2 separate regions of the Mus musculus genome follow, and region 1 is linked to region 2. Evidence: chromatin loops called from intact Hi-C (ENCODE). Cell type or tissue: heart. All regions are shown on one strand. Links, peaks and the distances in the headings refer to the core of each region. The heading gives the core; the rest is flanking DNA.

The links. A loop is a pair of places that touch in the nucleus more often than their neighbours do. Peaks named below come from ENCODE experiments on the same cell type or tissue, not always from the same donor. Only the 100,000 strongest peaks of a DNase experiment are listed, where the experiment ranks them.
Region 1: it touches region 2 in a loop (3-fold over the local background); 5 of 42 quality-filtered maps call a loop at or near these places.

What each region holds. Positions count from the first base shown.
Region 1 is chr10:82,040,324-82,056,177 of GRCm38, reverse strand. Zfp873 (zinc finger protein 873) reads right to left here and starts at 8,055. Exons shown (of 4, transcript NM_001319203.1): 1 at 7,949-8,055. The coding sequence starts at 7,951. Gm46195 (a long non-coding RNA gene) reads left to right here and starts at 8,130. Exons shown (of 2, transcript XR_001779681.1): 1 at 8,130-8,289; 2 at 8,592-9,731. It also overlaps the pseudogene Gm18556. In heart, for the core only: no CTCF peak of the experiment used is centred there; DNase peaks (open chromatin) are centred at 7,817 and 8,067; H3K4me3 peaks cover 1,547 bases; H3K27ac peaks cover 1,234 bases.
Region 2 is chr10:81,636,269-81,652,122 of GRCm38, reverse strand. It overlaps Ankrd24 (ankyrin repeat domain 24), which reads right to left. Exons shown (of 20, transcript NM_001374016.1): 6 at 15,697-15,754; 7 at 13,984-14,054; 8 at 13,746-13,852; 9 at 13,375-13,562; 10 at 12,779-12,816; 11 at 12,187-12,267; 12 at 11,988-12,095; 13 at 11,311-11,355; 14 at 11,133-11,231; 15 at 10,075-10,147; 16 at 9,704-9,822; 17 at 8,230-9,606; 18 at 5,690-5,818; 19 at 5,265-5,330; 1 more. The coding sequence ends at 4,946. Gm10778 (predicted gene 10778) reads right to left here and starts at 3,054. Exons shown (of 4, transcript NM_001142963.1): 1 at 2,957-3,054. The coding sequence starts at 2,959. In heart, for the core only: a CTCF peak has its summit at 8,132 (motif pointing left); DNase peaks (open chromatin) are centred at 8,372 and 9,552; H3K4me3 peaks cover 2,279 bases; H3K27ac peaks cover 1,919 bases.

The DNA.
Region 1 (15,854 bases), core at 5,861-10,860, 400 kb before region 2:
AATCTTCATACTATATTTCAATTACATGTATGAATATATTGAGAGGGTTTTCTGCAAGCTCAAGAAAAGATGAATATTAGTTAGAGACTGATTATTCCATGTAAGCCAGGACATTCTCTGGTCTCTGGATGATGAAGGGACTATGCAAAATGCCCTGCTTCTTCCCTTGTGCAGGGCTCTCCCATCTTTCATGACTTCATGGACCCTCTCTGCCTATCTGATTTGTTGTTGTTGTGGTGGTGGTTGTTTCTTTGTTTTTTTAATCAAATAACCCTCCATGCTGCACCTGACCCAGGAGAGCACCTGTCCTGAATTTTAGCCATGTGATTAGATAAGTCACAGTAGAGTCTTTCTACACTAACCAAGAACATATATGTGAGGACATTTTTTTGCTACTGTTGTTTGTAGGCATCAATTAGTACTGGAGCAGAATTTAGAAGACTTTAGCTACTTACTCTCAAAGAAAATCAGAAAATCAAGAAGCCAGTCACACAGAAGTTTGTGTTCTTGCTATAGTAGAAAGAATACTGGGCTCTGGAAGTCATCTGAGTCATATACTCTTGTCCACACAATTTACCTGCAAATGTTCATTACAACTGGTCTTGTTTGAGGCCTCCGTCTGCTACACTACCAATATTGGATATTCACCAGATCTCTGTGTCATGGAGATCCTACAGCTTTGGATCTGCAACAATGGCCCCTTCATGACCTCCAGCAGTTTATAGATGAGGTAGATGTTGAGGTCAGCTAACTCACAGCCCTGGATCTGCATCTGGGTAACAGCTGAGTTGGTCAGACCACCAGCTCTCTCACATACTACCACCAGGGCAAGGTCTACAGCACTTCCCCAGCGAGACAACTCAATGATATAGCAGGCAAAAATCAGGGCTAAATTTCCCACTCTCTGCACTCTGAGCTGGCTGGCCCACATCTACACTAGGGCCAGATTTACTGTGCTACTCAGGCAAGGCACAGGGCCAGCTCTCCCCAGTGCTAAAATCAGTGAGGTACAGAGCCAGCTGGTCGGCCATGCACAAGTGACAAGGGTTGAGAGGGCGGAGGGCATCTTTCCATCACCCATACACAGCAAATGATGGGAGGGGCCAGCACTCCCACTTTCATGTCTTCAGGGCTAGCTTGTCCAAGTGCCCACAAGGGTCAGCTCTACTATGCTATCCAAACAAGGTGTGGGGCCGGTTCTCCCATGTGCTAAACAGGTTTCAGGTATAACTTTGACCAAAAGAACATACTTTATAACCGGGCGTGGTGGCGCATGCCTTTAATCCCAGCACTTGGGAGGCAGAGGCAGGCGGATTTCTGAATTCGAGGCCAGCCTGGTCTACAAAGTGAGTTCCAGGACAGCCAGGGCTACACAGAGAAACCCTGTCTTGGAAAAAAAAAAAAAAGAACATACCTTACAATGACTGTCTCAAAAATAACTACTTATGTCTCTGATAAATGATTAAAAGAAAAAAAGATTCAAAACCCTTGCAAGGTCCAAGAATAAAAAACTTAAATAAGTTTTAAGGATCTCAAAAATGATTTAAAATGTATAGTAATAAAACAAAGTTTCAGATTTCTTTCCCCTACTGTGCCGTTATTGCTGTGAGACTTCAGAAGTTCAAGGTTTGATGGCGCACTGACTTTATTTCTCACTCACAAGCTCAGGATTTTTTCAGTCTTTTAGATATAACTTAAAGATGCTTTTCATCAGACTAAAACACCTCTGCCCAATCTATATATATCTGGCTCTCTTTAAAAAAAAAACAAAACTCATGTCTTTTTAACCTAAAGGTATAGTTTTTTACAAAGACCCAAAGGCATGAGTTTGCTCCTGCTGTCTTACAGACACCTGTTAACTTCTTTTTCTACCATGTGGATGTCAAAACAATGGTAATGCTAATATATCTCCTTTTGTAAACTAAAAATTCACATAAGCTTCGGGGAATCAAAGAAGTCACAAGACTTGGATCCACCTGTCACATGTTAAAGGGACTTAATATAAATGCAGTCTATGTTTCTACATCTGTCTATTCCTGAAAAGTCAATTTTCCCCTAATCTTGGGATTTCTCTATGTCTGACTTAGGGTTTTACTGCTATGAAGACACACCATGACCAAGGCAACTTGCATAAAAGCATGGCAATTTACAGGCATACTTGATGATGGAGGCACACTTGAGTTCTATATTTGATCTCAGGCAGCAAGGAGGATACTATGTTCCACAGGCAGCCAAGCACATTGATTGCACACTGGGCAGAGTTTGAGCATAGGAGACCTCAAAACCCATCTCCAGAGTGACACACTTCCTTCAACAAGACCACATCCTGCAAGGCCACACCTCCTAAAAGTGTCATTCTTGAAGTGGAAATTCTAGTTGTCATGTGATGCAGACTCATGGGATGTTTGGCTGAAGCAAGCCCCTCGAGAGAACATGTGATGATTGGAAAGCATATAAGTAGGTCCCAACAGACAGTGACAAGTACTTGCATTGCTAGCCGTGCAGTGCTTCACTGGTCGCACCTCTTCACTTGTTGAAGCACAGCAGAGAACGTCTCTTTGGATTTCAGCTGGTTCTGCTCTCTCCTGCTGACTCATGATGATTTGGCATAGGCCTGGCTGTTTCTGCTAGATTGTGCCACTGCTGCTGATCCTGACAAAGGAGACTGGAATGGCCCCAAGGAACTACTTCTAAAAAGGTCCACATTCCCTTGTCCTAAGGGGGTTAAAAGTGTTTGAGAACCATTATTAAAGTAGGTTTTGAAAAAAATCTAACCCTAAACATTCCCCATGGGCCAAACATTCAAGCACCTGAGTCTATGGGGGCAAAACCTATTCAACCCACCACATTCCACTCCCTGGCCTCAATAAACTTGTAGCCATAATATAATGCAAAATGTTTCTAGTCCAAAAGTCAAAACGACGTTTATAAGTCTAAAGTTAAAAGTTTCTTCTGACATTCATGCAATCTCTTAACTGTAATCCCCAATAGAATCAAAATCAAAAAGTAAATCATATGCTTCCAACATACAACAGTACAGGATATGCATTAGCACACCAAAGCATACGGAAGGAGCACAGTGAGGAGACACTGGACCAAAGCAGGACTGAAAACCAGCTGGGCACACTCCAAAGTCTGCACGGCCATGTCTGATGTCAAAGAGCTCTTCAGATCTCCAACTCCTTTGCCTTGTTAAGTGCAAGACACTTCTATCTCTTGGGCTGATTTTACTCCCTCTCAGAACCTTTCCTTGGCAGGCATCCTATCTATGGCTGTAGCACCTCTAGCATCTTGGAGTCTCCAAAGGAAACTTCAACTTCACAGTTTCACGCAATAGCCTTTCTGGGCCTCCGTTCAGGGTCAGCAGCACCTGGCCTCAGCAGCTTTCCTTAGTCAGGTAGGGAGAGTGTGTAACTCCTATCTTGGCTCTAAAGCCAAAGCAGCCAAGTTCTGCTGTTTCTTGGTACTGGAACATGACCTCTTCAGTCAATTACATCTTCACTAGCTTTATGTTTTCCATGATTTCCTTTACTGCCTAACCTTGGCTGTCTTGGAACTTTCACTGTAGATCAGGCTGAACTTGAACTCAAATCTACATGTCCCCTGAGGGCTAGGATTAAATACACATACTGCCACACCTGGACCTAAACCTTTTCTTTACCTGGAATTTGCTCTGTAGGCCAGGCTAGCCTTGAACTCAGAGATCTGCATGCCTCTGTCTCCTGAATAATGGGATTACAGGTGTGTACTACAAAGCTTGGACCTCAGTTCTTCTTAATAGATTCTTTATCAGCATGGCCACTATATCTCAAGATCTGGATTAAAGGCTTGTGTGGATCTGGATCAAAATAGTGCCATCCCACCTCAAAATCCATATCAAAAGCCTCTATCTTTCAGACTCCAGATCTGGGTCAAAGCATGCAATCTTTCTCCCTCAATATCTGGAGCACTGGTTGTGATGGTTTGACTATGCTTGGCCAGGGAATGGCACTATTCGGAGGTGTGGCCTTGTTGGTGTAGGTGTGTCACCATGGGCATAGGCTTTAAGACCCTCATCTCAGCTACCTGGAAACCAGTCTTCTCTTAGCATCCTTCAGATGGAGATGTAGAACGCTCAGCTACTCCTGCACCATGCCTGCCTGTTTGCTGCCATGTTCCTGCCTTGATGATAATGAACTGAACATCCTGAACCTGTAAGCCTGCCCCAACTGTTGTCCTTATAAGAGTTGCCTTGGTCATGGTGTCGATCCACAGCAGTAAAACCCTAACTGAGACACTGGTATACCCTCCATTTCTAGATGGTCACGTTGTATGTTGTCACATTGACAAAAGAAAACAGATATCATAACTCATCCCTTGTTAAATGTGACACACAATCATATTTATGTCTAAATGAAAACAATAACCATGTCAAAATAATGCCTAACTTGATATAACTATGCCTCGTACAGCAACAAAGGCATAAACAACAAGCTTACCTAGGTTCTATCTTGCCTGAGTCCATCATTCCCTTATTTCCACTTAATATCTTCAATCTATTTATCTGCTTGAACACAGGATTTAGCTCCATTCCACTTCCTGGTGCCCCTTTAATGCTTGAACATACATTTTGTATTGAAAGAAAATAAAACTTGAGACCTGTGATTCATGTAATTTATGTCAAATAGCCCAAAGAGTTGTTAGTGAGCTTTGAAACCTGGGGCTGAGAACATAGCAGAACAGGCCAGGACATGCCCAGGCAGGCCCATCCTTAAGACATTCCTGAGGCTGCTTGGCCATAAAGATAAAGAGAATGACTGGCCTGGAGCCTCCCTATCTCCCGCCCTTCTGACCTAAGTTAAATGTTATCTGCATTTACAGTCTGCTGATGTTTAAATGAACCAATCATGTGAAACTGCGCCAATTCCTCCCCCAGTCCCAGCCCCTTTTCTATAAAAACCCCTGGCTTCCAAGCCTCGTGGTCGAATCCACTGTCTCCTGCATGAGATACATTTTGACCCGGAGTTCCACCATTAAACTACCTCGTGTTTTTACATCAAGACGATCTGTTCGTGATTCTTGGGTGCACGCCGAATCGGGAGTTGAGTGGGGGTTTCCCCACTAGGTTCTTTCAGTATCTGTCCTTGCTCATATTATTCCTTTGTAAAATGTTCTCTTACTAAGAGTGAACCACAGAACAGAGTCTACACTAGGCTGTTTTGAGATTTCCTTTGCCAAAGTAATTATTCTAAATCTCTTCACCTTAGCCTCAAGCAGCCTCTTCAGACATAGGCAAAAAGCTGTCACACTCTTCACCAAAATATCACAAGGACAATGTCTAAAAAACATATTAAAATTCTTCCCCTATGAAATCACTTGAGCCAGGCACCCAGAATTCAAATTATGCTCAGCACCACTGTCTTCCATGCTTCTAGCCCATTAAATCCCACTTAAAGCATTCCACTGCTTTCCTAATCCAAAGTCCCAAAATCTACATCTCTCAAACAAAAGCATGGTCAGGCCTATCACAGCAATACCGCAGGCCCTGGTAGCAACTTCTTAGTTAGGGTTTTAATGCTCTGAGGAGACTCCATGAATAAGGCAACTCTTATAAAGGACAACATTTTATTGGGGCTGATAATGGTTTCAGAGGCTTTGTCCATTATCCTCATGGTGGAAAGCATAGCAGTGTGTATGCAGACTTGCTGCTGGAGGTACAGCTGAGGGTACTATAGGTGATCCTCAGGAAGCAAGGAGGACAGGCAAGGAAAAGGAACACTGGGCCTAGGGGCAGGGCTGTCCATAGAAAATACAAGGGACAAGACAGAGGAAGTAATAGCTGGATCTATTGGATTAGTGAGCTGACCTTCCTGGAAAGATAGGAACATAATGATTTGACTCCCCTGGCATCATTTGCCTAAGGAAATTAGAGTACAAGTTTTAAGAGATAGGATTTGGGCTTGTGAAGGAGCCCTAGGGGAAGTTGCAAGAGGAATGAATATTGCATATGAAGAAAAGTTTGGAAAGTACTGTAGAAATAGATATATAAATGAATATATCTTAATAAAGAGATCTTGCAAGTTTTAGACAAGTTAAAAATATTAACATTATCCTGACCTGTTTAGGCACCATTCTGTTTTCATGCTAATGCTATAACCATATGTTCATGCCTAGATGACCTGTGATGTGGAGTTTTTTCTGAGAGATAAAGGTTAATGTAAAACTTGCTTTAGCAGACACTAAACTGTGTCTTTGGGTGTGCATTATGCTTTCTGGTGGCATAGTTACATGAGGTTTTTCAGAAAAACTAATGTGCTTGAGAAAAGTAATGAAAAGGCTTTGGATTATGTATTACTGCATAACAAGGAAGTGTGTAACCAATAAAAGCCTGAGATGAACTCAGAGAGAAAAAGAAAAGACAAACCAGAAAGCTGTCTCTGAGCTCAGCTTCTGAACAACTATGAGTCACCTGTCAGCTTGAGCCTGCATCATTGCCTGAGACTCTTGACTTCACACTGGTCCAATCCTCCCATTCTCAAGAACCCCAAAACAACTGAGGCTGGTCCTCAGCAATTGTTCCTAGCCACAAAAGTACAAATGATCTTGACTGGTGGCCATGGTGGCACCAAACACAGTGGGGTAAGCACTATTATATCAATCATTAATCAGGAGAATACCCTACACATTTGCCCACAGGCCAGTCTGACTCTAGCTTGTGTCAAACAGACCGAGTCTCAAACAGTACCTCTGAGACATCTCCCAACTCCCAAACACAAGACTTTTAACAAACCTCAATCACCTTAACCCTCAGTTTTCAGCCTGTGAAATGGGCACACTCACATGCAAATTTTTCAAAGTCTGTCAAGTTTAAGACAGAAGAGATGGCTCAGCAACTAAGACTTCTGCTCTAGTGGAAGAGCTGGGTTTGGTTCCCAGCACTAACATGGTGGTAAAAAATTATTCCTAGATCCTGGTGGCGACATCTAATGGCCTCTTTGGTCTTCTATGGACACCAAACACCCAACTGATAAACACAAATACAAGAAAGCCAAACACTTGTGTACAAGAAACAAATGTAGTAAATTAAAAGTACAGATCCCCATATCTCTTATATGTCACCATGGATAAAATGGCCAGAAATACACAGAAGTGGGACAAATATCGGTTGCCAAAACTATAAATATATAATAAAAAAAAAAAAATCAACGAATTCAATCAAAGGAGAGAAATTGCAAGATTGTAGACAAGAAGTCTCAGTATTATTGCAGGACACAATCTGAGCTATGGATTCAACAAACGTCCACTAAAGAGTCTAACGATTTCTGCAATGAACGACAGAAAGCCGATGACAAAAGGTCAGCATGAAAGAAAACATGAACACACAAGGCTGAATAAACAGCACAGTGACACCGTCTGGCTTCTAAGTTACCCTACACCTGCGATAAAGACTGTGCTGTTTGAGAAAGAAAGAGACCAACAAAACACGAGAGAGCACTCAGAAACAGCAACACAGTTAATGTAGGTAACCCAGTAAGTCTGGTCTTACACATGGGATTGGACCACGGTGGCATCTGCATGCGAATGTGTTAATAGCACAGACTTTACACCTGCGCAGAATTCACTGGAGATGGAGCCCACACCTGAATGGCAAATGCCAAGTGAAGAACTTCTAGAAGACTCTAGAGAAACTAGAGCTCTGCAAGTCAGAAAATCTGGCTACCGTGAAACCCGCGCATGCGCGTGCACTGAATGGTGCTTTGCACTTTGCGGACAGCAGGTCCGGCGTCCCAAGTTGTACGCAGGCGCAGAGAGGGGAACTAAGTCGATCAGAGGTCCCGCCTCCGCCTGGGAGATGAGGGGACCTCAGGGGGAACAAAGGGAATCACACCGGGCCCCGCGTCTCGCCGCCGGTTCCCGCACCCCGGGCTCCCGCAGATCCTCCCCGCGTGGGGACGGCGGCCCCGCTCACCATGGTGCGGATTCCGGGCTCACCCACTCTCCTCACAGCTCCTAGCAGCAGTTGAAAAAGCAGCACACAGAACCACAAGAGCTTCCCTAAGACTCACAGTCAAACCTGCAGCATGGTGGCGGAAGTGCCCGCCTCCGTTCTGACTGGCAGTCCGAATCCAGGCTCTGATTGGTTAATAAGGCCTCTGTGACAGGCGCTAACACTCTAGAGTCAAGAGTGCCTTACAGGGACAATGCACAGTGGTTTGCAGGGACAGAACTTTCCCAGAGCTGTGGAGATTGGCATTGCAGCTGAACTTGTGCCTGGATTGCAAAGTCATTCCGGCACTTCTCCTTCACACAGTAGGTATTTCCCCTTCTTCCTCCTGGGCACAGAATGTTAGGTCCTACAACCAGGGATAAAAAACTAAGGTGGGTACTTTATCAGCGCAGAGGCTGTCTGTCAACTTCTCCCTGCATCCCTCAGTCCATACTGCTTACAGAGTTGGCTGGCATGCCCCGACCCTACCCTGAACTTCTACAGCCCTGCTTCCCACAGCGGCCCTTCCCTTTATAATCCAACCATTTAGATTACCTAGGGGTGGGGATGTATTTTTATTTTTCATCTACCCTTTACATTCCCGATCTCTTGGTCTGCCTGAGAGGCTATTGATGGAGCCTAGTTGGAGCACAAGACCAGAGCATACTGGAGAGCCCAAAACCAAGGGATGATCACCAAGAACAGCGCAGAGTGCTACAGAGGGCAGAGCTGGAGATATGACTCAAGCCCTTTGGAGGAGCCCAGAAGATAATGTGTGTGGATCCCCAACATTGGAACAAGAAGGTGTGAAGTTGAAGTTGCCTCGGAGACTATATTAGAGATGCCAGAGCCATAGAATACCTGCCAAGGAAAACTGCTAATAGGAAGTGGAGCCAGCCAAGAGAAAGAATTGTGTTTCAGTCACCAAAGCTGAAAGGAGTTAGAGATTAGACATGAAAATGCAGAGTTTGGCGTTTCCCCAGCTGATTTCTGGTCTGGCTTTGGTCCAGTATTTCCTCACTATAATTTTGGACTGGTCATGTGCATCCTGTGATGTTGAAAATACACAATTTCCATTATGATTGAGATTTTTTTTCAGGTGATTACAGTTAAGAGATTGCATAAGTCTCAGAAGAGACTCTGAACTTTGGACTTTTAAACATTGTTGAGACTATGATATACTATGGGGACTTTTGCATTGTGGCTATGATGGCCCCTATAGACTTGTGTGTTTAAACAAGGATGTAAGGCCAGGAAATGGAATGTGGTGGTTTGAATGTGCTTGGCCCATGGGGATTGGCACGACTCAGGTGTGTCAATGTTGGGGTAGGTATGGCCTTGGAAGATGTGTGGCACTTAGCGAGGTGGGTGTTGAGGCTCCTATGGTCAAGCTTCATCCAGTGTGGGAGACTGCCTCCTCGTGGCTACCTAGGGAAGACAGCCTGTCCTGTACTGGGTACAATCAGATCAAGATGTAGAACTCTTGGCTCCTTCAACACCTTGACTGCCTGCTCACTGCTATGCTCCTACCATGATGATAATGGACTGAACCTCTGACAATGTAAGCCAGCCCCAACTAAATAGATTTCTTTATAAGACTTGCCATGGTCATGGTGTTTTTTCATAGCAATAGAACCGTAACTAAGGCACACACTCAACAATGCTTATGCCTTTTACAATAATTGAATGGTGTGAACCCAAATGGACAGGCAGTTGTACAACATGGCTCTCATGTGGCTATCACTAAAATTGTGACATCTGTTAAGGCATTCTTTCCTTGTGTTGTTTCTTAGAAAAAATGCCCTCAAAACATTGATCAGGTACCTGGCATTGGGGTATGTGGCATTATGAGAATTTAATAAGCATCACGCTGGGCAGTGGTGACACATGCCTTTAATCCCAGCACTTGGGAGGCAGAGGCAGGCAGATTTCTAAATTCAAGGCCAGCCTGGTCTACAGAGTGAGTTCCAGGACAGCCAGAAAAAAACAAAAACAAACAAACAAAAAAAGCATCACAAAGCTGGCCTTATTTACACTGTAGCTTTTCCTTAAAACTTCAGGTTATATTACAATTTCTTCAGAGGTACATGAGTATATCCTCTTGCACATGAAAATTACCTTCTACATCTTCTAAACCTTTTTTATGTCCTTCAATATTGTGGTCTTCCCTTTTACAAAGTGCCTTTAATATAATACCAGAAAATGAATATTATCAGAAATTATGCATATTTTGGTAGTCATGTGCCTCCAAAAGATATTCAGGTATTAACAGAGGTCCTAACCCTCCACATTGGTTTTTTGTTTTGTTTTTTATGTTGTTGTTTACCCTCCACATTGTGAAGGCTCTAGTGAATATGCAACAGCCTAAAGAGCCAACCATGGGAAAGCACACATCCAAAGCAAACCAAAGGAAGAGATTGCTGGATGCTCCAGAGGTGCCACCAGTGAGCAGCCATGAGAGCTGAAGGCTGCAGACAGAGGCAAAGCTGGGTCTCAACGCCTCACATCATGCCCTGCCCTGCCCTGCCCTGCTACTCTCCATGCCTGTTTTTTCTTAATATATTTGTGACTCCTCTTTTGAAGTTCATTCTTGTTTCTGCCCAAGGATGTCCTAGGAACCCATGCTTTTATTTCCATTTTTTTAGTGACTTTGACATAAACAAGGTATGGAGAAAGTACATTGTAATATAGTTTCCTTCTCAGTTAATTTATTTGTTTCCTGTTTTCTGTGTCCTACCCTATGAGTGAGTACTTAATCTGCTAAATTATAATTTAGTAGGCCACCTAATATAAAATGCCATCTCTATGTGGGGGGTTTAGTTCATTCATGATCTACTTCTATCAGAGATTGATGAATTGTAAAATTGGAGAAAGGAAATGCTTGTCTCAAAATTTTTCCGTTTTCTTTTGCTTTCTCCCTATTTTTTCAAGAAAGCTCTTGCTGCCCTGGAACTCATTCTGTGAAGGAGGAGGGCCTGGAACTCACAGAAGTCTACCAGACTAAGCCTCATCAGTGCTAGGATTAAAAGTGTTCCCATCACCAACCAGCATGAAGAAAATGTTTAAAGGGGACATTGGAAGTGTGTCCCTGAAGGAAGACAAAGCCCTCCCTAACTCACAGCCATTAAAAGTTTCCTGGGATCCTGTTACTCTCCTGTACATTTACAGGGATCTCAGTCTTCAATGATGGCGATGAAAACGTTTTCTAGGCCTTTGCTCTCGGGATCTTCTCCTTCAATTCCTATTATTCTTAGGTTTGATCTTTTCATAGTGTCCCAAATTCCCTAGATGTTTTGTGTCATGAACTTTTTAGATTTTTCATTTTGTTTGATGTATCGAGTTCTTCTATCATATCTTCTCTGCCTGAGATTCTGTATTCAATTTCTGATATTCTGTTGGTGATTCTTGTGTCTGTAGTTCCTGTTCTCTTTCCTAGGTTTTCCATCTCCAGGATTGCCTCAGTTTCTGTTTTCTTTATTGCTTCTATTTCCATTTTCAGGTCTCAGACAGTGTTATTCATATCCTTCACCTGTTTGTATTTTCCTGTATTTCATTATATTTGTTTGCTTAATCTTTTTTTTTTAAAGAGGTATTTATTTATTTTATGTATATGAATACACTCTCCTGTCATTGTCTTCAGGCACACCAGAAGAGGGCATCAGATTCCATTACAGATGATTGTGAGCCACCATGTGGTTGCTGGAATTTGAACTCAGGACCTTTGGAAGAGCAGTTAGTGCTCTTAACCATTGAGCCATCTCTCCAGCCTGCTTAATCTTTTAATGCCTCTAACTGTTGGAATGTTTCCCTGATTTCTTTGAGGGATTTATTCATTTCCTCTTTAAAGGTTTCTGTCATCTTTATAAGATTGGATTTAAGATTATCTGTGCCTCTGTTTCATTTGGGTATCCAGGGCTTGCTGTAGCAGGATAGCTGGGCTTTAGTACTGCCCTGGATCTTGTTATGTTTTTCCACTATCCTTTAGGCATTTCATTTTCCCTGTTGTTGGCTGGATGATCCTGATGATCTCAGAACTTCTTGGGAAGGCAAGGGGAGCTGTTGGCCAGACAATAAAGGTCAGGGGACCCAACTCTGCTGGATGTTCCCCTAGCTGGACTGCCTTGTCTGACCTTAGTAAGAGAGGATGAAACTAGTCCTGCAGTAACTTGATGTGCCAGGGAGGGAAGTGATACCCAGAGAGGGCTCCCTGTTCTCAGAGAAAAAGGGGAAAGAGAACTGGGGAAGGATCTTTGTGAGAAGGTACTGGGAGGAGATGGGGACTGATATTGGGATGTAAAGTGAATAAATCTTTTTTTTTTTTAACGTTTACTGGTCTTTTTGCCATGTGAGATTCAGTACATACATTCAAGAAGTTTGGAACAGGGCTGGAGAGATGGCTCAGCAGTTAAGAATACTGACTGCTCGGGGCTGGTGAGATGGCTCAGTGGGTAAGAGCACCCGACTGCTCTTCAGAAGGTCCAGAGTTCAAATCCCAGCAACCACATGGTGGTTCACAACCATCTGTAACAAGATCTGGCACTCCCTCTTCTGGAGTGGCTGAAGACAGCTACAGTGTACTAACATATAATAAATAAATAAATCTTTAAAAAAAAAAAAAGAATACTGACTGCTCTTCCAGAGGTCTTAAGTTCGATTCCCAACAACCACATGATGGCTCACAACCATCTTTAAAGGGATCTGATGCCCTCTTCTGGTGTGTCTGAAGAGAGCTACAGTGTAACTCACATACATAAAATAAATAAGTAATTTTTTTAAAGTTTGGAATAAGCCAAGCAGTGGTGGGATATGCCTTTCTTTAATCCCAGCACTCAGGAAGCAGAGGCAGGTGGATTTCAGAGTTCGAGCCTGGTCTACAGAGTGAGTTCCAGGACAGCCAGGGCTACACAGAGAAACCGTGTCTCAAAAATTAAAAAAAAAAAAAAAGGTTTGGAATATAACAGTTGATGTTAGACCTCATTCACCTGAGATGACCTTAATAGGAGAAGCTGCCACTAGAGGCCTTGAGACAACACAAAATTTCAAATGTTTTAATTGTGGTGAGCAGGGTCATTTCAAAATAAACTGCAGAGAAAAAAAATCCCAAAAGGAAGCCTAGGCTTCCTGAAATATGTAAAAGATGTGGCAAAGGCCAACATTGGACTAGGGACTGTAGATCAGCAACAGACAAATAGGGAAACAAAAAAACTCCCAGGGGAGGGAGCTCTTGTGGGCCCCAGTGCCAGACAGGAAGGTTCTCTTCCTCAGGACCATTAAATACCACTGCTCTGAAAGAGACATTAAAAGAGATAACAAGGTTGAGGCAAATTCTATAGACAATTCAAAAAACCTAAAAAGGGGTCAAAAAATGAATATTTTGACAAATTTCTATAGAGGATCAAAGATCCAAGCTAAGAATACTTGTAAACAATATTGAAATTGAAGGAATGTTCGACACTGGAGCAGATGTCACCATTATTTCTGCAGATTTTCGGCCTGCAGGTTGGCCACTTCAAGAAGTAGACATCCAATTGTAAAGAGTTGGTACTTTATCTCAAATAAAGCAAAGCACCAGATGCCTTAAATGTACAGGGCCAGAGGTCAGATGGGAAAATTAATGGTAGGTACACTGCTGATACAGCCATAAACGTATGGGGAAGAGATCTGTTACAACAGTGGAAAACACAAATTAATATTCCTTCAGTTTCACAGGCTGGCCACAAAACCAGTCAGGCTCCTAATTTAAAAATCAAATTAGTTAAGGAATGTTATCAAAGACAGTTTTGGACTGCCCAGGCTATTCATAAACAAGACACAGCAGGAGCTGACAATTCAGCTTTACATCAAGGAGCCACTGCGAATAAAACACCAACAGCCTTTCTACTAAGGTGGTTAACTGACCAACTCATTTGGATTGATCAATGGTCTATGACAAAAGAAAAGCTACAGGCACTTGAAGCCTGGACTCCCATTGCCTTCCTTGTTGCCTAAGGAATGACCTATTATAGTGATTGAGCTAAAAGATTGTTTTTTCACAATTCCTCTACATGAATGTGATAAGGAAAGGTTTGCTTTCTCAGTACCTACCTTCAATAGAGGTCACCCCCAAAAAAGATATCATTAGAAAGTCCTGCCACAAGGAATGTTAAATACCCTTACCTTGTGTCAATATTTTGTACAACAGCCATTGAAGATGGCTCAAAAAATTTCTTCAATCTATTATTTATCATTATATGAATGATATCCTACTGGCTGATTCAGGTATAAATATCCTGGAAGGACTGTTTGATAAAGGAAAAAACACTTGCCTAGCTGGGAATTGCAAATTGCTTCTGAAAAAAATAAATTCTATTAATTATCTAGGATATAGAATAAGTCTACAGGTTAGGCATCAAAAGGTGCAAATCAGAAGAAACCAATTAAGGATTCTTTATGATTTTCAGAAGCTACTAGGAGAAATTAACTGGCTTGGCTACTCAAGAGCTAAGCAATTTATTTCAAACCTTACAAGGTAATAAAGATTTAAATAGCCCAAGGAAATCATCAACTGAGGTTGAGAAAGAGTTAGCTCTGGTAGAAAGGAAATTTCAGAATACACATCTAGATCTTGATGCAAAAAATGGCCTGCATCTTAGTCATCTTACCTTCTACTCATTCCCCTACAGGAATTCTTATGCAGAGGGAATATTGTATATTAGAATGGATGTTTCTAGCACATAAACAAAGTAAGAAATTTTTTTAACTACACAGAAAAGATTTCTGAATTAATACTAAAAGGGAAAATGAGGCTTCAACAATTGGGAATGGATCTAGCTGAAATTGTGGCACCTTTTACTACTGCAGAGATTGCCTCATTATAGACACAGGATGAACATTGGCAAAGGGCATGCAGTATCTTGGGAGAGATTAATAACCAATACACTAAAAGCAAGCAACTTAAGTTCATAAAAAGAACAAACTGGATTCTCCCTCCTATAGTAAAAAGAACTCCAATTTCTGGAGCCCCTACATTTTACACTGATGATAATAAATCCGGAGGCGGGATATAAGTCAGAAGATATAAGGTGGTTGAGAGTACATATAAGTCAGCTCAAGAGCATTAATTATATGCAATACTTATGGTGTTAACAGATTTTCAAGAGTCTCTTAATATAGTAACTGACTCTCAATATGAAGAAAGGGTTGTTTTACCCATAGAAACTGGTGAACTTACTCAGGATGATTCTGAATTGATATCACTGTTTATTAAGCTACAACAAATAATCAGGAATAGGAGTCATTCACTGGATATAACACACATAAGATTCCATACAGGTCTGCCAGGCCCTCTGGCACAAGGTAGCAATGAAATTGATCAGCTATTGATAGGAAGTGTACTAGAGGCTTCAGAATTACATTTTTAAAACACCATGTTAACAACAAAGGTTTAAAGAAAGAACTCTTGATAACTTGGCAACAGCCAAGGAAATGGTCAGACAATGTCCTACTTTCTCATTATATAACCAAATTTCATTAACTATAGGAATGGACCCTGAAGGGACCCAAAGAAATGACATTTGGCAAATGGATATGTTCCATTTTATAGAATTTGGTAAACTGAAATACGTGCATCATACTATAGACACTTATCCAGGATTTCAATGGGCAACGGCCTTCGTTGATTCTGTAATTATACATTTGTTAGAAATTATGGCCATTATGTGACGTGGAAACTTAAGGGCTCCTTGGAAAGTCAGTTGGATGATGTTTTGCTGGGGCAAACATGTGAAGGAATGTTTCATTTAAGTGGACACATGTGTGAAAGACTAAGGCAGCCTCGTGAAGGAACGTTTAGCTGAAGCAGACACAGGAGAGAGGATGTTCTGCTAAAGCAAGCATGTGAAAGAACACG
Region 2 (15,854 bases), core at 5,147-10,146:
CAGGTTTGCACTTACAATGAGAGTTGCCCCATTGGAAATTTCAATGATCCAAGGTAACCTCCCCAAATTGTATACCCACCCATTTGATTTGCCTTCATTCCTACAATGTGAATGAGTGTATGCTGGCCAAGCCACTCACCTGCCATTTCAGATCCCTGTAGCTCACTGATTCACCCAAGCTTGGACCAACTGTAATCCAGCTATCGCCTAACCAGTTTCCCCTGCAGCATCCACACAGTAAGTAAACTTTCCCTTCCTTCTACTCTGGTCTCAAGGGAGAAACCATGTGCCACACACAAATCCTTTTCCTGTTACTGATATGGACAGGCCACTATGTGAGTCACACAGATATTTTTGTTTGGTTGGTTGGTTGGTTTTTGTTGTTGTTTTTTGGTTTTTGTTTTGTTTTTTGCTTGTTTTTGTTGTTGTTGTTGGTTTTGTTTTTTTGTGTGACAGGGTTGCTCTGTGTAGCCCTGGCTGTCCTGGAACTCACTCTGTAGACCAGGCTGGCCTCAAACTCAGAAATCCGCCTGCCTCTGCCTCCCGAGTGCTGGGATCAAAGGCGTGCGCCATCACGCCCGGCTGCACACAGATATTATTTAGAACTGTGTGGAACTACAAACCATTAACCCAAAAATTGAGGAGGTTTGCTCAGGAAGACAGCAAAGCCCTTGTAGCCACACGGTGGGATGAAGGCAACCTGAGTCAACATGGGAGTCCTTATTGTAAAACAATATATTTCTGAAAGCCTGGAGGTGAAGCTGTTCTGAAAGTAAAGTGCCTTCCCAATGTGAAATCACACCACACACTTAGAGATTAGTAAAGAAAAATGTCTTTATAACAACAAGTTTCCAGCTCTGGCCAACAGAATTGCTAATTTATGTAACCATAAACCGGAGGCTTATGTATTTCACATTTGCTGTCAACCCAGTAAATGCTGCTTACTGCCTGTGGCGATCTGAATACAGGGACTAGGACCTTAGCTTACTAGAATAGATGTGGCCTGGTTGGAGAAAGTGTATCACAGGGGTGGGCTTTGAAGTTCTAAATGCCCACGTGTAGCCAGCCTTTGCTACTTTGTAGGTTCCTTTCTGGCTTCCACCCTTCTCTAACACTAGATAGTAGAGAAAGAAGAACAGAGGGAGACGGCATCATCAGCATGACATTACTGTCCACTGACTGGGGCATCGGATTCTTTGGAGCAAGTTCTTTGGTCTTCAGAAGCAGGATATCTACTTTCTTCTTCTCATTTCTTTGTGCACAACTACTTGACAAACTGTGATCAACTGCAACCAACATTATCCAAGGACCGACCAGCCACACACCTCTTGAGGCCCTAGTATTTTTATCTTCTCTGAAAACTTGCCAGAATTCCAAGTATTACACACTCACAGAAACTATTTCCAGCTGCCAAAATCACACCCCTGCTAAAGCATGAAGCAAATCCTAGCCACCTGCTGTGAAGCACTCCCATATCGCTGCACCTGGAATTAAAATAAAACCATATTCCCATAACATTTCTGTGTATTTTCAAAGAAACCAAAATTACACACCTCACACTAGACTCAAGCCATGCCTAGTGTCTCTGTTCTTGCTACCTGCTGATCTGGACTGAGACCTGTCACAGCATGTCTGCCCATGTGCAACCATACTCCCCACAGTGGCGATGATGGACTAACCCTCTGAGATGGTAAGCAATTGCTCCTTTACAAGAGTTCCTGTGGCCTGTAAGGGACTTGCTTGTGCACTATAGAAGCATCGCCTGCCAATAAAAAAGCTGATTCGAGGGCTGGAGGGATGGTTCAGTGGTTAAGAGTTCAAACCCTGTTCTTCCAGGGGTCCTGAGTTCAAATCCCAGCAACCACATGGTGGCTCACTACCATCTGTAATGGGATCTGATGCCCTCTTCTGGTGTGTCTGAAGACAGCTGCAGTGTACTCATATAAATAAATCTTAAAAAAAAAAGTGGAGGACATCTAATGGGCTCTTCTGTCTTCTATGGGCCCCAAACACCCAAGTGATGAATATATGGAAGCAAAACACAGGCACATGAAGGAAGTTTAGTAAATAAAGAAGACAGATCCCCATATCACTTATACATCACAATTGATAAGTTGGCCAGAAATACACAGAAATGGAACAAATATCTGTAGTCAAATCTATAACTTTATAATTAAAAGAATCAAGGAACTCAATCAAAACAGAGAAATTGCAAGACAAGATTGTAGACAATTAGTCTCAATATTATTTCAGTACAGAATCTGAGCTATAGATTCAACAAACGTCCAGTAAAAGAGTCTAACGATTTCTGCAATGAGCGACAGAAAGCCGATGACAAAAGGTCATCATGAATGAAAACATGAGCACACAAGGCTGAATAAACAGCACAGTGACACCGTCTGACTTCTAAATTACCCTACACCTGCGATAAAGACTGTGCTGTTTGAGACCGACAGATCATGAGAGAACACTTAGGACAAAAACACAATTACTATTCGGTCGATTTGGACAACTTAGGCAGGGAATCACAGTGAGTCTGGCCTTACTAACACACGTGACTGGACCATCGTGGCATCCACACGCGAATGTGTTAATGACACAGGCTTTACACTGTGCAGTTAACTGCGATGGATGCTACACCCGAATGTCAAGTGCCCGGTGCAGAACTTTAGAGGACACAGAGAAACTAGAGCTCTGCCTGTCAGAAAATCTGCTTTTCCTGAGGAGGAAAGCCACGCGTGCGTGACCACTTCCCAAGCACCGACTCCCGCGTCCCATGCTCTGCGCAGGTTCAGCCAGGGGAACGGAGTCAGAGAGAGGTCCCGCTTCCGCCTGGAGGTGCAGAGACCTCGGGAACCAACGCGATCACACCGGACGCCGCCGGTTCCCGCACCCCTGGGCAACCCACACGGGCTCCCGCGGATCCTCCCCGCGTGGGAGCGGCGGCCCCGCTCACCATGGCGCGGATCCCCAGCTCGCCCGCTCTCCTCACAGCTCCTAGTAGCCGGTCACAGCTCAAAGCACGGGACACACTAGAGCTTCCCTCAGACTCGCAGTCAAACCTGAGAATGGCGGACCGGAAGTTCCCGCCTCCACTCAGCTGCCTCGAGACTCTGATTGGCTAATGAGGCCTGAGTGACAGGAGCATCTTCCTTAGGGACAGAGTAGCCCTCAGGGACTCAACACGGTGGTTCCCAACCCTGGGCTCCACCCCAGGCACAGACCATAGAACCTGCACCCTATTGCAAAGTCGTCCCTGCACTTTTCCTGCACACAGTAGGCACTTCTTCGGGTAGTCATAGGGTGTCTAGTACACAGAGATCGTTACTCTATGTGCACTGTGTGGTCCCTCTGCTCACAGCTGAATGACGCCCAACCCATTCAGGTCAAATTTAAGCCACCCAATTGATATTCACCAGGCATCCTCAATTTTATTCAGGCACAATTAAGATTTCTCACATCTCTCTCAGTTGTATACTGTTGGCCAAATATTAACACTTGCCCAGCCTTCTGTGATGGCAATGGCCTTTCATGCCACCTTTTGGGAGGTGGAAGCAGGGCATCAAAAGTTTAAACCAGCTTGGTCTGAGACCAAAAACATCCAAAATTAAGGTCCCAAAGGGGAGGTTCCAGGGTGATAATCTGGGATGGAAAGATGACCAAAAATAAAAAAAAAAAAGGTTGGCATTGGCAGTTGATGGTTTTGAACACCTTTAATCCCAGCACTTAGGAAGCAGAGGCAGAAGGACCTCTGTAACTTTGAATCCAGAGTGAGTTCCAGGATAGCCAGGGCCACACAGAGAAATCCTGTCTCAGAGAAAGAGAGAGAGAGGGGGAGAGAGAGAGAGAGAGAGAGAGAGAGAGAGAGAGAGAGAGAGAAGGAAGGAAGGAAGGAAGGAAGGAAGGAAGGAAGGAAGGAAGGAAGGAAGGAAGGACAAAAGAAAGAGAAAGAGAAAATAAGAAAATTAGTTTGGCGTCATAGGTCTTGTGTAAGCTGAGCAGGCTCCTGCTTGTCAGAACACAGTCCATGCATCCAGTCATTTAAGGAGATTCCCGAATGCTGTGGGAACACTCAGAAACAAGACAAGAGTCTTGCGGCCTCAGTGTGTTCATGCTCCTCCTGGCATTTACTTCAGATTACATGACTTGCTGCTGTTATTCAAAGAAACTGTTTTGCTTCTAGGGAAAACATGTTTCTCTCCTCTCTCTCTCTCTCTCTCCCTCTCCCTCTCCCTCTCCCTCTCTCTCTCTCTGTCTCAGTTTTTCCAAGGTTGGGTTTCGTTGTAGCCCTGCCTGTCCTCATGCAACCTTTCGTAAACCTGAGAGCATACACTGTCTGAGACTTTGAATAAAGATGCCTATTGCATGAGATTTTAGTCTGCCTCGATTATCAACTCCATCATCCCAGACCCCACCACCTCTAGAGTGGTCACAGGGTTCCACTGCTGACCACACTCCCACCCCTTCCTAGGTGTATTTCCACCCGAGAGAGACACAACTCTTGCGACTTGGTTTCTTTAAATATTACATTGCACTTACATTTATTGCCATAGTCGTGTTATGGAACCAGAAGATCAAACTGTGTCCTGAGTCCCCTGCCCCATAGCTGCCCTTACCCAGTGTGTCACACTGGGTATTCCTGCCCCACCCCACCCCCCGCCCTTTTACACACACACATACACACACCAAGCTTGTCCTCCTGAGTGGGGGTTGTGATGTAGGTGGCATATCAGGGTTCCCAATATATCAAATGGGGAGTGCTGGGAATCAGAGGAACAGACTATAGGGAGTGTGGGGTGGTCAGCTGGCCACCATCGATAAGGCCCCAGGCTGGTCTCCCATTGAGTGTTGAATCTTGTTCATCCCCTGGGAGCTGGGGAAGATGGTGTCTGTGGCTTCTGCTTGTAGAGGTGAAGGATGGAGACTGAACAGTTGAGCTGTGTCCTCAGCGACCCTGAGCCTGAAGCCGCTGCATCTGCAGAATCTGGCTCAAAATGCACTGTACATCCTCATCCATCTGTCCCTGGTGAGGTGGGAGATGACAGAGGCAGAGTCACACCCTGATGCTTCTGGTAGATGCTACCCTTTCCCTTGCAAATCTGTCTATTCAAACCCAGGGTATCAATGCCCCCAAGAAATAAGTCAGTGCACAGGGATGTTCCCAGAAACCATGAGGCTGGCTCTGAACAGAAGGAGAAACCGAGGCCCAGGTAGTGTCAGGGGATCAATAAAGCTGGACTGGAGTCAGGAGGCAGAGGACTCACCTGAATGGCATACAGGAGATGGGTGCGGTATAAAGCCACCACAGCGCCATGCTCCCGGGCCTCCTCCTGTGGACACACGGGAGATGGGGATATCAGAGGTACAAGGTCATCCTTGTGTACATTGTGAATTTGAGGTCAGCCTGGTCTACCTGAGACCCTGCCACAAAAGAGAGGTGGAGAAGGAGGAAGGGAACAGGAGGGAAGGGAAGGAGAGAAGGGGGCTTGGAATGGAAAGGGAGGGAAGCCCATCTAGAGGGAGACACGCCCACAGAGTCAAAACCCCATGTCCAGTGGCTGCTAGTGACTGCCTCGGGAAGTGTCTGAGGTCCCCTGCCCAGCCTGTACCCTGCCAGCCACCCCCACCTCTACCCCGATTGCTCTGTCTATGGCTCCCATCACCCCTGCCCCATATACAGAGCCAGTACCTGTATCTGCTGCTGCAGGGCTGTCACCTGGCCGCGCAGAGCCTCCTCCTCCTTGGAGCTGGCTGGGGTGGACTGCTGCACCTTCAGAGCCTCCTTCAGTGTAAAGACTTCTTTGGACAGGTCTGTGATCTGGCAAAAGGGAGGGGACCCTGTGAGTGAACATGCCGAGCCAGGCAGGGACCAGGAACCTCTGGCACCTTTCCTGGGCAGCCTGGCACAGGGTCACTGATTCGAGCCAGGAGCTGAGCTGACTCAGCCTCTGACCACACTGGTGCTTGCCAGAACACAGTCCAGGAATCCCCTCATTTGAGGAGAATTCCGAATGCTGTGAGAACATTCCAAAAAACTCTGTATTTATACAGCCCAGGGCTTAAAATGTTCCTCATATTTTTAAATATCTGGAGAAAAAGAAATCCAAAGAAAGATCTATTTTGTGACCACTGAAGGGATTCCAAATCACATATGACACTTATTAATAAAGTTTTATTGTTACACAGCCATGTCTGTTCACAGCAAACAGGGACCAGACATTATGGAGCCTCCAGGTCAATAAATACAGTTTTTTGTTTTGGTTTGGTTCTTCATAGAAAACACCCTGCATCCCCTTATCTTAAGGCCTGTGTTGGCACACCTTGGAAAAAAAAACAGGGCCTGGGGCTGCCTGGCCAGACCCAGCAACCCATAAAGCCAACTTAGGATTTTTATCTCATTTTATGGGATGCCCAACATTGACCTGTGACTTCCACGCATGCACATGCACACAAGGGGCATACACAAAAAGATACAATTGGGGGCCAATGATACAGCTCAGGGGTAAAGACACGTGCTGCCAAGCCTGTCTCTCTACCTGAGTTTAATCCCTGGGACCCACATGCTTGCACAATATGGATTCAGGCAAGTTGTCCTCTGACCACACATGCATGCTCCAAGTCCAACATAAATAAATATGTGTCATTTTAAACATTTTTAAATATGTAAATGGGTTCAAATCCCAGCTTATGACCCATTTCGTGGCCATGTAACCTTGTCGGAGTGGTATCACCTCTCTGTGCATATTACTTCAAATGGGGATAATTAGAGAACACGTTACAGGCTGGATATCTGTTACCATGGTTACCATTGCATATCAACACCAAAAGTGAATCTGCTGAGACTTTCTTCCTTCTCTGGGACTCAGTTTCACATGTGAGAAATGGGCTAAATTCTCAAGCCCTTGCTGGCTGGGAGGTTCTTCAGTTTTGTGTAATCTCGGGTTAGTGGACACCAACAGTGAGCAAGGAGGGAACCCACCTTCTTGTCCTTCTCCTTGGCTTTGTCCAGGGCCTCCTGGGCACGGCTCTGGGCCTGGCGCGCCCTCTCGGCCTCTGTACGAAGCCCCCGGAGCTGCTGCTCGGCCGTGGCCAGCTGGGCCTCGGCTGCGTGCCTCTCGCTCTTCATAAACAATGCCTCACGCTGCACCTGTGGCCCAAGCCCATGCGTGACTCTCGGGACATTTAGACCCCAAAGTGGCTTGGATCCTTCGGCTCTTCCCACCCTTCCATGCTGAACTGATACCATTCCACCTCAAGGAAGGTTCTGATTCCCACCCGACCCTGGTAACATCCCGGTCCTGCCAAGAGCCACTGGCTACTGGCTGTTTGTCCCTGGACAGCTGGTTAGGCCTCTTTGTGCCCTGGTGGCCTCATTTGTGGTGCAAGCCTGTGACCCAGATACTCGGGAAGCTGAGGCAGGAGGATCAGGAGTTCCAAAGCTACACTGTGACTTCAAGGCCAAAGCAAGAACGAAAACTGTCTCACACACACACACAATCCCTTCTAAGGAAGTTTGTTCGCTTTTTTTGTTTTGTTTTGTTGAGACAGGGCCTCACTGTGAAGCTATGGGCACACAATATAGTTGGCAAAAACAAAATTTTCAACTCAGATGGGACTCAGTGGGTAGAGAGCTGGCCCAACATGCACCTCTGTGTAAACAGGTCCTACTGATGCTACACCTATCATCCCTCTAATTGGGAGGTAGACGCTAAAGGATCAGGCTTTCAAAATCAGCCTCAACCACACAAGTCTCTGCTATAAAAACAAAACAAAACACACACACACACACACACACACACACACACACACACACACACAGACCAGGGGGCTCGGGAATGGCTCAGGGTAAAGGTGCTTGCAGCTAAGCCTAATAGCCTTGGTTGGTGCTCAGGATCCACATGAGAAAGAGAGGACTGTGTCCCACAGGCTGCCATCTGACTTTCCCACCATGCCATGTGTGTGCACCACATAGAAAATAATAAATTAAAACTAAATAGAAATACTATGGGCTGGAGAAATAGCAAAGGGGGTTAGATCACTGCTCTTGCAGAAGACCAGGGTTCAGTTCCCAACACCCACGCGGTGGCTCATGTCTGTAACTCCAACATCCAGTAAATCGGACGCCCTCTTCTGGCCTCCGGAGTACTGCGTATATGTGATAGACATTCACGCAGACGCCCAGGCCCACGCGGAAATCCTCTGAAAGGACAGCCTGGCGCAGGCGCTCACCTGGAAGACCTCTGCGCTAGTCTTCTCGTGCCTGCGCGCCAGGTCCGCCAGCTGCGCCTGCAGCCGGGTCACGTGGTCGCGCAGGGCGCTCAGCGCGTGCTCGTGCTCGTCCGCAGGAACCGAGGCCCCGCGCATGCGCTCCAGCTCCTCGCGAGCGGCGTCCACGGTAGAGCTGAGTTCGGCGACCCGAGCCTCGGAGGCAGCTAGCGCTTGGCGCAACTCGGCGGCCTCTGTGCGTGCGCGCTCGCCGGTAGCCGTGGCCGTGGCCAGCAATTCCCGAAGCGCCTCTAGCTCGCGGCTCCGCCCCCGCGCCGCCTCCTCAGCCTCTGCAAAACGGCCCCGAGCAGCCTCTAACTCGGCCGCAGCCTCCCGCTCCCTTCTGCGTAGCGCCTCCTCCAGACCGCGGATCCGGGTCTCCAGCTCGGCCTGCAGCGCCGCCGCCGCCGCCCCCGGGTGCAGGATCGCAGCGCAAGGGTCCTCCGTGCCGCTGGTCTCGGCTTCCGTAGTCTCTGTCACAGTGGCCTGTGCCCCCGTGGGCTCCATAGCTGTGTCCTGCGCTCCGGTGCAGTCTGCCTCCGTGGCCTGCCAGCAATCGGCCTGCGCTCCTGTGGCCACCTGGGTGGTGTCCTTGACTCCTATAGCTTCTATCGCTGTGGTCTGCACTCCTGTGACCTTCACTCCTATGACCTCCGCCACTGTGGCCTGCACTCCAGTGGTCTTCACTGCCTTAGCCTCTAATCCTGTGGCCTGAATTCCTGTATCCCGCACTCCGATGGCCTCCATGTTTCTAATCACTGTACCTGTGAGCCCTGCCTGTGCCAACACATCCACCTCATCAGCTTTCATTCCTGGATTCTCTTTTCCTCCTGTATCTTCGGCAGCCACTGGCTCACTTTCGGCATTGTCACCTAGAGCTTTCACATTTAGGGCCTCAGCCATAGTAGCACTAGTGTCCATTTCCTTGGCTGCCAGTCTGTCTTTCCCCGTGGCCTCTGAACCTGCAGCCTCGGGTTCTATGGGTGCTGCTTCTGAAACCCCTGCTTCAGTATTCCAGACACCCTTGGAGCCTCCTGCTTGGAGTTCCATTCCATTTGCTTTGGTTTCTGCATATGTGGTGCCGTTGAGGTCTGGGACGCTGGGTCCATTCTGGATAGTGATTCCCTTATCCTTGATTTCCTGGTATGCTGTCTCTTCTCCTTCTTGAGCCCTGGGTGGCTCCCCCTCCTGCTGCTGCTGCTGCGAATGCATGGCCTCTGTGTATTGCCTCCGAAGCTGCTCAAGCTCTGCCCGTAAGGATTCATACAAGACCAGGGGGACGACCTCGGCCTGACTTTCTTCTGCCATCTGCGCCTCATCCTTTTCAAACTCCTCAAGGATCTGGGGGTGGGGAGGCAGGCAGGCTAAGAGGTGGGCTCACCATGTTCCCTGCCCACCCCGAGGTCTGCAGAGATGTCCACTGCCTCAGTTTCCCCACCTGGACCTTTTCCAGCAGCTCCTGGTTCTGCCTGGTGAGCTGAGCCACCTGCTCCTGTAGGGAAGCAACTATTTCCTCTGCTGATGGACTCTGGTTCTTTGGCATCAGTGCATCAGCTCCTGACAAGGTTGAGAACAGCACAGAGTCAGGCTGGGGACACATGCCATGAGGGACAGTCAGGAACTGCTCAGTGGGGAGGTGCATTGCCTCAGGCAGGTGGGGATCATAGTGTCTGTGCCCTTCTGGCATCATGTGCCTCCTCCATGGAAGGCCATGGTCGTGGTTTTGTGTCCACATGGCCATCCACCCCTCAGAATCCCGGGTAGGCAGCAGGGAGGGTGTGTGTGTGTGTGTGGAGGGGCAGATCTCACCTGGGAAGTCAGGCATCTCACCCTCCTCATCCTGCAGGGTAGCTACATCATAGCTTGTGTTTTCTCTCTCATTCTAGGAGTCCAGCACAAAGTAGACCTTCAGACCCTGCTCCTTACTGACAAGAGACTTTAGGTCCTCCCAAACTGACAATGTCCATATATCCACACAACAGCGGGATTGGGGGTCAGCTCCAAACTGGCTGTGTCTGTGTCTGCTGAGCACCCAAATGGCCCTTCCACCTTCTAGTGAGATGCAGGTATGGACCAGGGCCTTCACACATGCTAGGCAAGCACTCATCACTGAGGGATGTTCTGGCCAGAGTCTGGCTCTGGGCTTGAATCCCAGCACATCCCCAAATACATGCTCATCTCTGTGTATGTCTGTGCCATGGTGTGCTTGGAGGGACATTTTATCACACTTATTCTGTGTGTGCCTGCAGGATGTGCACACACGCCACAGTACAAGTCAGCAGTCAGAAGAATTGGTTCTCTCCTTCTGTCATGTGGGGAGTGGACTCAGGTCAGTAGGGTTGGCAGCAACCTCTTTATTGACTGGTCTATATCACCAACTCTAATTGCACACTCTGAGCAGTGTGTGGGTGTCTGTGTCTGTGTGAGGGCTGTGGCCTGTGTGTGACTGGTATATTTATATGTTTGGGGCACGTGTGATTGTGATGTGTGTGTCAGAGGGGCTAGAATCTTTGCATGGGTGCGTGTGTTTGCAGAAGTCTTGATAAGTGTGTGATTTTTATGGAAGTCATGTGTGGCTGGGACATTATGGATGCACCATGGTGCATAGGTGAAGTTCTGGCATGTCAGAGTTGGCCACACTCTACCACACTCCTCACCCATGCTGGGACCCCACCCCTTACCCCTCCCAACACTGGCAGGACACACTTTGATGAAAGCCTCTTTCCACATTCACTCCCTGCTTTTCCTTACATCTCTTTGGCCATTCCAAGCTCCACCCCACCCAGCCTCTTGCCCTGCCCCTAAGGCAACGCCCTAATCCCTAGGGACCTTCCTTCTGTGGCTCTGCACTCCCAAGCCCCACCCACCTCCAGCAGGGACAGACGGCTCTGCAGGCTCTCCACCTCCCGGCCCAGGCTCTCCTTCTCCTCCTGCTTCTCCGCCAGCATCTGTTGCAGCTCCTGCACCTACAGAGGCCTAGGTCAGCACTTGAGGACTTCAGGACACTGGACCCTCCCAAACACTGGCTGTGCCCTCCTCACCTACCTGTCTCTCCAGGCTGTGCACTGAGCTGGCCTCCGCCTCCAGGGGCTGCAGGTAGAAGTGGTTGGGACTGGACAGCCACCTACCACCTAGTGTCTGGTAGCCATGGCTTTTTTCCATGTACACTGAGCACCTACTATGTGCCACTCTGACCGATCCTTCACACTGTCAGACCCCATTCTGTTCTTTCACCCAGGGCGCTTAGGTACATTGCCTGCTGTGTAGCAGATCCTGTGCAGGGCCATTCATTCATTCATGCATGCATGCGTTCACTCATTCCTCACCGTGGGCCACTCCTCATCCAGTATTCATCCACTCTGAGCTCAGCACTTTCACCTGAGCCTGCCCTTATGGGCAAGCCTGCCCTCACGAGCATGCCTTTGAGTGGTAGAGTGCTCTGGTGAAATGAAAGAAGCATACAATTTCAAATATGGTGGCAGGGGAGATGTTGGAGAAAGGGAGCCTTGGGGACAGCTGGAGAGACAGCAATTCTGTACTGCAGACACCATGGGCAAAGGCCCTAGGGCTGAACAGAGCCTGCATTGTTGAAAGGCCAGTGAGGGGGCTGCATGTCAGGAGCAAAGGGACAGTGGGGAAGAAAGGGTGAAGGAAGGATAGGAAGGTAGGTGGTATGATATCCCAGGGAATTGCTCCAGACTGCAGGGCTGCAGCCTCCTAACCTCCTTCCTCCTCCGTTCCTTGTGCTGTTCCAGGCCCCTGATCTTTTGCAGGAGCCGGCCTCTCTCTTGTCTCAGGCGTACAATCTCCTCATAAGCATCCCGATCGTCCTGTCCCCTCCCCATCAGGGGACACCACTTTAGGTAAAGTCTCTAGAGCTAGCAGAATCCCACCTTGCCACAGGCTCCCCCCAACTCTTACAGGAACTGGTGTGCTGGCTGGAGGCTGGGGTGCCTTCCTCTTCTTGGGGGCTCCTTGTTTCTCATGGCTTGACACTGAGTTCTGGTATGGGCAGAGGGGGTGTAGCACATGGGTACAGGGCCAGGATCCACTTCGGGGATACAATGTGACCACCCGCTGCTGTCAGCAGCCTCAGCTCCCCTGCCTCCTCCATACTGTGAAGGACCCCGTGTCTTCCCACTTACTCTAGATCGTACGGTTCGCTGTTGGTACTTTATACTTTCCCTGGCTCTGTCGGCTTCTATGTCATTTTCTATTCTCCATGAAGCCTGAGACACAGCAGACCCAGGGCAGGAATGTGGAAAGTGGCCAGGCCCGCTCTTGCTCTGCCTGAAGCAGCCCTTAGCAACCCCAGTCCTCAGTCACCTGTCCCAGATCCACTGTCCCTAGTGTGCAGGACTGCTGGTGTTCGTGTCACTGCCACTGAGCAGGGACAGATCCTGGATAGGGGCCATGACAGAACTCTGTACATAGAGGTCTGTCTCTTCCTGTAGGTCAGGGGACAGTGAGTGGTGCATAGCACTGGGGACGTTCACGGATTCCGGATTCCTACCTGGGATGAGGCCTCTCCGGAGTCCTCCTCTAGAGAGGCTGGGGAGAGAGGGGAAACAGTCGGGCACACAGTTCCCAGTTCTCAGCACACAGTTCTCAGTTCTCAGAAAGGTCACTGGCCAACCCAAGGTATTCCACAGGCTCTCAAAGCTTCCAAAGCATTAGTGCTTCTTTTGTTCATACTGTGAGTCTCGCTCTGTACCTCAGGCTAACCACAAACTCAGATCTAACTGCTCTGGTCTCCTAGTCAGGCACCACAAAGTCCAGCCTCTGAATAAGGGACAGTAAGGTAGAGAGACCTATGGGTAGAGTCCTGGGTGGGGAGAACCTTTAATCTCTCAGAGACTCAGGGCACTGGAGCTCCAGGTTGGAGTGGGTGGGTGGGGTGCCACCTCTTAGGAAAGGCAGAGTCTCTATACTAAGGATGACCCAGAAAATCACAGTGGATCCTCAGACCACTGAGGCTTCTTGAAACTGCCCTGAGTTAAGAAGCATGAAAATGTTCATGACAGCAGACTGGAGTACCTCGAAACTATCAGTAACATATAAGGAGATGGCCAGAAACTGCCTAGGAGAGCAAGGGTAGGGCTTGCATACCACTGGGAGGTGAAGAGCGCCGTGCAGACTCGTGTAGAAGCTGCAAGATGAGTTTGTCTCCAGTCAGGGCTCCGTAGTGAGTGGCATCCTGGCCCAGTGCATCAGTGATGCTCAACTGGGCTCCACCCTGCAGGAGTACTTCAACAGTCTCAGGGCTGCCCCCCTCACATGCCAGCATCAAGGCTGTCCTGTGGGATAAAGGAGCTGCTGAGGGGACAGAGGCTTGTCCCCAACACCATACAACTGTCTTTGTACCCAGGCCAGGAAGAGAAGGGAGGAAGAGGTGACTAGGTCACCAGCTTAAAGAGGTCAAGATATTTGCCCCAAATCATGCAGCATATGATGGAAAGGTCTAGAGGGGAAGTGCTCACCTGCCTTGCAGGTCCTGGTCATTTGTGGCAGCCCCCTGCTGTAGGAGGAGGCGGCACAGATCTGTGTGACACATCTGAGCCGCTATGATGAGGGGTGTGGCACCCGACTGGTAGAGAGGATGAAATGGCATGAGTCTCACCCGTGCTTTGCAGATGATGCCTGGGGTGTTGCCCATGGTGAGCATCTATCATAAGGATAACACTGTACCTCCCACCCAATGAGACCCCAGCAGCTCACCCGGTCCCGGGGGTTCATGTGTGCCTTAAAGGAACAGAGCAGCTTTGAGCAGGACAGACAACCACCAGCCGCTGGGACAGACAAGAAAAAAGAAGAGTAGGTGGGAGAGACAGCTGCCTGCCAAGAACACTATAATTTTATTGCTGAGACAGTGTCTTAGTCTGTAACCTAGGCTGGCCTAGAACTCACTATACATTATAGCAGTTAACATTTGTCATCCCAGCAGCTGGAAGGCCCAGGATGGAAGATGGCTGCAAGTTAGGGGCCAGCCTGGGCTACAGATTGAGACCATACCTCAACTAAAACCTCAGAGCTGGAATGATGGCTCAACAGAGCACTGGCTACTCCCACAGAGGACTCAGTTTCAATTCCCAACACCCACATGGCAGCTCATGTATGTAAAAGTTCCAGGGATCTGACACCCCTTTTTGGCCTCTGATGGTACCAGGCACTTATATGGAACACAGCCATGCATGCAACCAAACCACACTCATACACATTTTTAAAATATTTTTTCACAAAAATGTAAAATCAAATAAAAACAACTTATTAAAAAATGGGTCTCAAAGATGGCTCAGTTGGTAAAAGTGCTTGCTGCCAAGTGACCTGAGTTCAACATCCAGGAGCCAGCCGGTGGAGAGACAAACAACTCCTAAAAGTCACCTTCTGACTGTCACACAAGCACCATGACAAGGATGTCCCTAACCTCACAATAAATGAATAAATGCAACTTAATTGTTAAGATATCCCCTATTGGCATCGACACCACCTGGTGGTGCCACTCTGACTGGGGAATTAGTGGCTAATTACCTTACCCCTAAAGTAAATTCAAGTGTGCCGTCCCTGGGGACAGGTGGCTCTAACCTGGACCCTGTGCTCACTGGCTCCAGTAAGTCCTTAATTGCTCTGAGGATGGAGTCTGGGTTTGAGGGGTGTGCTGGAGGACCTATCTGCAATCAAGGCACCCAGGAGACCCTGGAGGGAATTAGGGTTCTAGGCACCCCACTTTGTACACCCAGGGACTAGGCTTTGGGGTCCAAGGAATAGGGTTCCCCCACTAGTACATGTGCCTAACTTCTTTGTGCAATGGGCAAAAGGGCCTGGTTCTGTTGGGGACTGCATTCAGGTCAAAAGAAGCAAAGCAGATAGGGACAGTGGCCCACATCTGTCACCCAAAAACCCAGAGGCGGAGGCAGTAGAACCCTGACTTCAAGGTTAAGCCTAGGCTACAGAGAGAGACTCTATGTCAACATACTGAGAGGGCTAGGAAGTCTGAGGACCTGCGCCTTATTCCCAAAACTCACATAAGTCAGGTATGGGAGTGCATGTCTGTGACCCCAGCACCAGGAAGGCAGAGGCAGGGGGATCCAAGGTTCACTGGTCAGCCAACCTAGCTTTAATCGTGAAGACCAGTTTCAGAGAGAGACCCTGTCTCAGAGGGTGTGGAGGGTACCTGATGATGACACCTTAAGATTGTCTTTGACTTCCACAGGCCACACGCAGGGACACATGAACACAGATTCTTTAAAAACTAAGGGCGTGGTCAGGGTAGAGTCCCTGTTAGAATCCCAGTGAGGGGCTGGGGGGCGTGGTCTGAGGGGCTGGGGGCGTGGTCAGGGAGGAGCCCCACCTAGAGTTCCCTAGTGAGGGCTGTGGATGTAGCTCGTTGGTAGAGGGCCTTCCTTGAATTCGGGAGAATCTAGCTGCACCTACCTGCATGGTGAAGGGCTGTCCACCCACTGCTGTCCTCGATGTCCACCACGCAGGAAGCCTGGGAAGGAGTGACAGGTGATGTCATCTCTGTTTCCGGAGTGACTGATTTCTCCTGCCCTCCCCTGCTCCCTGCTTTATCTCAGGGTCTTTCCTGTAAC